Linked DNA regions of Homo sapiens: region 1 is linked to region 2. Evidence: chromatin contacts called from ENCODE Hi-C data. All regions are on one chromosome and are shown on one strand. The core of a region is the stretch at or near the end of the contact, and the rest is flanking DNA. Distances in the headings are between cores, read along the strand shown.

Region 1 (3,074 bases), core at 194-2,693, 3.0 Mb after region 2:
ATAAACTCTTCTGGTTTAGGCAGTTTTTGTTTTAGCAGACTATCTAAACACAGCTGCTACAACTTCCAATAAACAAAGAGTAACACTAAACCACCTGTATTCGGATACTCGGATTCCTTCTTGGAAAAAGAGCATCTTTACCCTAGCTATCAGAAAATTCCATACCAAATAGTAAGATTTTTTTTTTTTGAGATAGAGTCATGCTCTGTCGCCCAGGCTGGAGTGCATGGACGCGATCTCACTGCAACCTCTGCCTCCCGGGTTCAAGGATTCCCCTGCCTCAGCCTCCCGAGTAGCCGGGATTACAGGCGCCCGCAACCATGCCTGGCTAATTTTTGTATTTTTAGTAGAGACAGGGTTTCGCCATGTTGGCCAGGCTGGTTTTGAATTCCTGACCTCCGGTGATCCGCCCGCCTTAGCCTCCCAAAGTGCTGGGATTACAGGCGTGGGCCACCGCGCCAGGCCTGTTGTTGTTTTTTAAATAGAGACAAGGTCTCACTATGTTGTCCAGGCTGGTCTCAAACTCCTGAGCTCAAGCGATCCTCCTGCCTCGACCTCCCAAAGTGCGGGGATTACAGGCGTGAGTTACCGCGCCCGGCTGTAAGATAGTTTTTTCATATCCTATTAAATATATATAGCATTGCAACATTTAACTTAGCCTAACTCCTACAGCTAAACATAAAACTTGCTCCCGAGTAGCAAACAATTAAAATGGTATCAAATTATGTATTAATCGAAATTCTATTAACTGAAATATGAAACACCTAAAGCCCTCAAAATGGGCAAACGTTGCGTGGTGCAGTCCCAGACCCAAGCTTCTGGGAGTGAAAGGTGCACCCGCGACCTTGCCTTGCTGGCTGGCTCTGGGACTCTGCGATAAGCCGCCCTCCGGTTGTCTGCGATAGCTCCTGAAGCAGGAGAGTGTCTTTCCCACCCTCCGCCTAACAGGCGGTATCTGACCCTTCCAGGCAGCAGCTCCCCAGCCTCCGGCTGCGCTGGGGCCCGGAAGGACGAAGCTTCCCGGCAGAGAACCTGGGCAGAGGCGTCCGTTGGGTAGGCGGCCGCGACCCGCTCGCTGCTTCTCCCCTAGTCTTCGGGTCCCTTGAACGCAGGTCGCTTGTTTGCCTTACGCGTAGTCAGCGGCCAGTGGCTATTTATGGCAGTAAGGAATATTATCCACATTTCACATGGAGCTTAGAGGACAGGGCGAGGGTCCACACTCTCCTTACTGCGCTCTGCCGCGGTCCTGCCCCGCTGTGCCCTCGCGGCCCCCTTAGAGCCACTGCCGGCGCACGCGGTCTGCAGACAGCAGAGCGCGGGCGCGCACAACTAAGCATGCGCCGCGGCCGAGCCGTCCGCTTTAAGGCCCTCCCCTCCCGCACCCGGCCCCAGGAACCCGGGGCGCCCCGGATCGGGAACGTGCGTGATGACGCACGTGCGCGCGAAGACGTGGGGACGCAGGCGGGTCGTAGAGAGCGTGAGTTTCCGCGTCTGTTTGGTCCGGCTGCTGTCGTTGGTTGTGAGCGGCATCTCTCGCCGTTTCCCCGGGCTGCGGGAGCTGGCGGCCGGGCTGGGGCTGCTGGGCGGAGGTCGGCGCCTCCCGGGGGGCTAGGGCGAGGGAGGCATGGCGGGGCTGGAGGCACAGCCTCCCCGTCCGGGGCAAGTCCGAGAGCGGGGAGGGCGTTTCCTGGGGTAACTCCACCTGGGGTCTTGTCGAAGTTGCCGCATCTCCGCCGGACCGCACGGGAACGACGTGCCCACACTCGGAGGAAGGGGTTGGCGCTGAGCGAGTTTAAAGGGTTCCTTTTGAAAGCAGGAAGTTTGAAGTGACGTTGCATCAGCAACAGAGCATGCAGTTTCAGGTGCTCTCGGGACAGCTTTCAGTTTCTCAGAACAAGTCTAAGCCTCACCGCAGTAATAACTTTTATTAGAGGACAAAAAATCCGCCAAAGTAAACCCTTTCTGTCCAACCCCTAAAAACCTTTGGATAAACGTTTACAAGAAACGGATCACAGCCTTATTTGTTTTTCTAAACTGAGCATAAACTCTTTTGAAGACTCAGCGTTACTGTCAAAATGAATGAGTGCCTGCCTAGTTATGATTCAATTATCGAGGTGTTTGGGTCTCTGCAGTACACTCAGTGACTCCCAGGCTTTTCTTTTTTCTCTTTGAAATTGCTTATTAGAAGGCTTTATCTAATTTCTCACAGTTGTGTGTCTTTTTGAGGTAGTTCTAATAAACTTTAAAGGCTTCTGGTTTGCTGCAGGCCTGCCGTCGCTGTGGAAAGCAAGTATTCTTTCAAAGAAGAATAGAAGTGCATTGGTTTCTAAATAATCCCAGGACGCTAGGATCAGCATCACTTGGGAACTTCTTGGAAATGCACATTTTGGGGTCTTATCCCAAACTTACTGAATCAGAAATATATTTTAACAAGCCTTCCAGTTGATACCAATGCACCTGGACGCTAAAGTTTGAGAATTAATGGCGTAGTGATAACACCCATTGTGGAATCACATATAATGGAATTTGAATTGAAGTAATTCCTAGATGGAAAAACTTGGACATGTTACCTCACAGGGCTGGAATATGAAGATGCAAGAAAAATGTTTAACACAAAACACATAGAAAACCCTCAAAGATGTTATTAAGTAACTTATTAGAACTGCATAAAATAAGTACATAGTTTGTGCTGGAAGGATTCTTCAGCGGGGTAGATATGAGCTGTAGCGCATGGATATTGGGACTGCTGCTTAGAGGGTATTTTGTTTACCTCGGGATTCTCAATTCTGTGTAGTCAAGGTTGTTGGATGCAGGATATTCAGTTAAAAGTTAAAGCAGTGCATACTAATGCTATTGTGGTTGTAGGATTTTTAAGAATAGCATTAGTATTTATGTTGAAGAGTAGTTTTTAATTCTTTGGCCTTCTGATCTCTTCAGCTTTGTTTGGAGACAGTCTCTTTCTGCCACCCAGGCTGGAGTGCAATGGTGCAATCTTGGATCACTGTAACCGCTGCCTCCAGGGTTCAAACGATTCTCCTGCCTCAGCTTCCCAGGTAGCTGGGATTACAGGCGTC
Region 2 (3,041 bases), core at 392-2,891:
TGGTCAACATGGTGAAACCCCGTCTCTACTAAAAATATAAAAATTAGCTCTGTGTGGTGGCACACGCCTGTAATCCCAGCTACTCGGGAGGCTGAGGCAGGAGAATCGCTTGAACCTGGGAGGTGGGGGCTGCAGTGAGCCGAGATTGTACCACTGCACTCCAGCCCAGGTGATCAACCAAGACTCAGTCTCAAAAAAAAAAAAAAAAAAAAAGTAAATGCTTATGATAATAGTGTTAAAATTTGCTCCTAAAATTGTGGCTATGGTTTTGAAAACTAACCTTATAATTTAATGATGACAGAAAGCATGTTAAATCACAAGATTGTTTTATAAAATTCCCAAAATAACTGATTTTTTTTTTTTACTGGAAAGGCTGATACATTCCTAGATATAAAAACAAGAATCTTCAATATAAAAGAAGAACTGCATTGAATAAAATCATACAGCATGGGCAAAACATCAGAGAGCTGCCGTTTTCCCTGAAACCTCTGCCATGCACAGGAGCAGTGCCTCTTACAGCACCCGCTTCAAAGCCCAGCTGCCCCAATCCCATCACTAGTTCATTTACCAACACCAGTCGTGATGCACTAGCTTTCCAATGTGGACCTCTGCCAACATTTGCCTCTGCTGCTTTAAAAGATGATTCAAAGGGAAGGAAAGAAAATAGTGGTTCTGTCCTAACGGATTTGCCTAAAAGTCAGGGCAGAGTGGGGTATCAAACAGATGTGTCTTACACACAAAGAGCAATTTAAGAATAGACTGCTAGGCCAGATTTCTGTGGAAGAAAGAACATTGGTCTCTAGAGTTTTCCCAGTAAATTTACATGCATGTGTGAACAAAGGTCTGGGCACTGGATACTTTTATAGAGAACCAGCTCAACCACTGCCATCCACAGGTGCATGGACTTATCCCTGCATAGCAGCCAGTGGGATGCAGAGGCTCAGGGTATCCACTCAGTTACTGGACCATGTAACTTAGCATTCCTCACTGTGTTCAGGAGAAAGCTGCCCAGTCAGAGGGGCAACTTAAGATGCATAGTCATGGTCTTAAGTCATAAAGCTAGGGCAGGTCCTCTCTTCAAAAATGGCTTAGGGGCCAGGCACGGTGGCTCGCGCCTGTAATCCTGGCACTTTGAGAGGCCAAGGTGGGTAGATCACTTGAGGTCAGGAGTTCGAGACCAGCCTGGCCAACATGGTGAAACTCCATCTCTACTAAAACTACAAAAATTAGCCAGGTGGTGGGGGGCGCCTGTAATCCCAGCTACTCGGGTGGCTGAGGCAGGAGAATCGCTTGAACCCGGGAGGCAGAGGTTGCAGTGGGCCGAGATCACGCCACTGCACTCCAGCATGGGTGACAGAGCAAGACTCTGTCTCAAAAAACAAACAACAAATAAAATGGCTTAGGAAATTCAGGAGAAACAAACACATGGCTAAACATATCCTATCACTTCTGAAGCTCTTCACATTTCAGAGAACCATTAGACAGATGTAATAAGAGGCAATGAGACAAAAATATGCAAACACTCACTCTTCATCTTTGATGGAGTCGTAACAAGAATCACAAACCCGGACTTGGAACTCGAAGCCCATGACTGGGTAACTTGAGCGCTTGCTGCTGCACTTCCCGCAGACAGCCTGCCCGCATTTCCTGCAGTGATGCTTCACAGGTGACCGGGAGGAGGAAAACAGGGTGTTAGCTTTCGCTTTTTGTTTTGTTTTGAGACAGAGTCTCACTCTGTCACCCAGGCTGGAGTGCAGTGGCGTGATCTCGGCTCACTGCAACCTCTGGCGCCCGGGTTCTACCAATTCTCCTGCCTCAGCCTCCCAAGTAGCTGGGATTACAGGTGCCTGTCACCACGCCTGACTAATTTTTGTATTTTTAGTAGAGATGGGATTTCACCATCTTGGTCAGGCTGGTCTCGAACTCCTGACCTCATGATCCACCTGCCTCAGCCTCCCAAAGTGCTGGGATTACAGGCGTGAGCCACTGCGCCTGGCCTAGCTTTTGCTTTAAAGCACATGGTTTCCCTCTAAAGTAGGGCAACAGGAGCGGGGAGGATATGCCTTGAATTGCAATCACCCCAATTCAATGTATCAATTAACACTCACAAGATAGACAATTCTGACACTAGTCAAGGATTTCCAAAAAACTTTGCTGTACTGGTCAAATGTTGCTTTTCATTCATTCATATTATCTGTCTACATGTTAACAAACAATATTATTAACAACAAATTTAGTTCATTTAGGAGCCTAATCACTGTAGATTTAGGGAAAGAAAAATTTATTCCTCCATCATAAAAAAGGCATTATTATTATTTTTTTTTTCAGAGACAGGGTCTCATTCTGTCACCTAGACTGGAATGCAAAGGTGCAATGGCATACAGCTCACTGCGGCCTTGACCTCCCAGACTCAAGCGATCCTCCCACCTCAGCCTTCCAAGTAGCTGGCACTACACGTGTCTGCCACCATGTCTGGCTAATTTTTTGATTTTTTTGCAGAGACAGGGTCTTGCTATGTTGTCCAGGCTGGTCTTGAACACCTAGGCTCAAGTGATCCTCCTGCCTCGGCCTCCCAAAGTGCTAGGATTACAGGTGTGAGCCACCATGCCCAGCCTAAAGGGTTTTAAAATAAGTTTTATTTATTTATTTTTATAGAGACGGGGTCTCATCATGTTGCTCAGGCTGGTTTCAAACTCCTGGGCTTAAGCCACCCTTCCACATTGGCCTCCCAAAATGCTGGGATTACAGGCATAAGCCATCATACCCGGTCTAAAATAAGTTTTAAATGCACTATGCTCTCATTAAGAAACTAATGCCCATAATCATGTATTTTGCTATTTTCTAAAATCTCTCAAACTGTGATTCTGGAAATAAGCCTCAAGAACATTACAAAATAGTCCAATTATTATTACTGATTTTGACATATTCTTTTACCGCCAAAAGTTTAGTGACCAGCACCTCTTCTCTCTTCTGTTAACTGTTAATAAATGGAAGTAAAATCCATTTCTCTGTGTTTCCTTTAGAAGTAGGGAATACTTCAC

What was found. Hi-C counts contacts between places; a loop is a spot of excess contacts on that map. Pooled maps may share reads with other maps.
Region 1: a pooled map shows a loop between it and region 2 (5-fold over the local background). The contact joins the promoter of RHBDD1 here to the enhancer-like site in region 2. A Hi-C loop is called at or near these places in 3 of 37 single-sample maps with no recorded cell type and 4 of 50 pooled maps.

What each region holds. Positions count from the first base shown.
Region 1 is chr2:226,834,611-226,837,684 of GRCh38, forward strand. RHBDD1 (rhomboid domain containing 1) reads left to right here and starts at 1,444. Exons shown (of 9, transcript NM_001167608.3): 1 at 1,444-1,477. RefSeq lists enhancers at 763-1,057, 897-966, 1,807-1,956 and a silencer at 1,227-1,756.
Region 2 is chr2:223,880,415-223,883,455 of GRCh38, forward strand. WDFY1 (WD repeat and FYVE domain containing 1) reads right to left here. Exons shown (of 12, transcript NM_020830.5): 10 at 1,528-1,658. Among named protein-coding and RNA genes, the nearest start is that of AP1S3, 44 kb to the left of the region's middle. RefSeq lists enhancers at 1,214-1,715, 1,716-2,215. Within about 2 kb of position 1,642, at least 3 of the 41 ENCODE cell types and tissues checked have a DNase peak (open chromatin) inside an H3K27ac peak, as active enhancers do.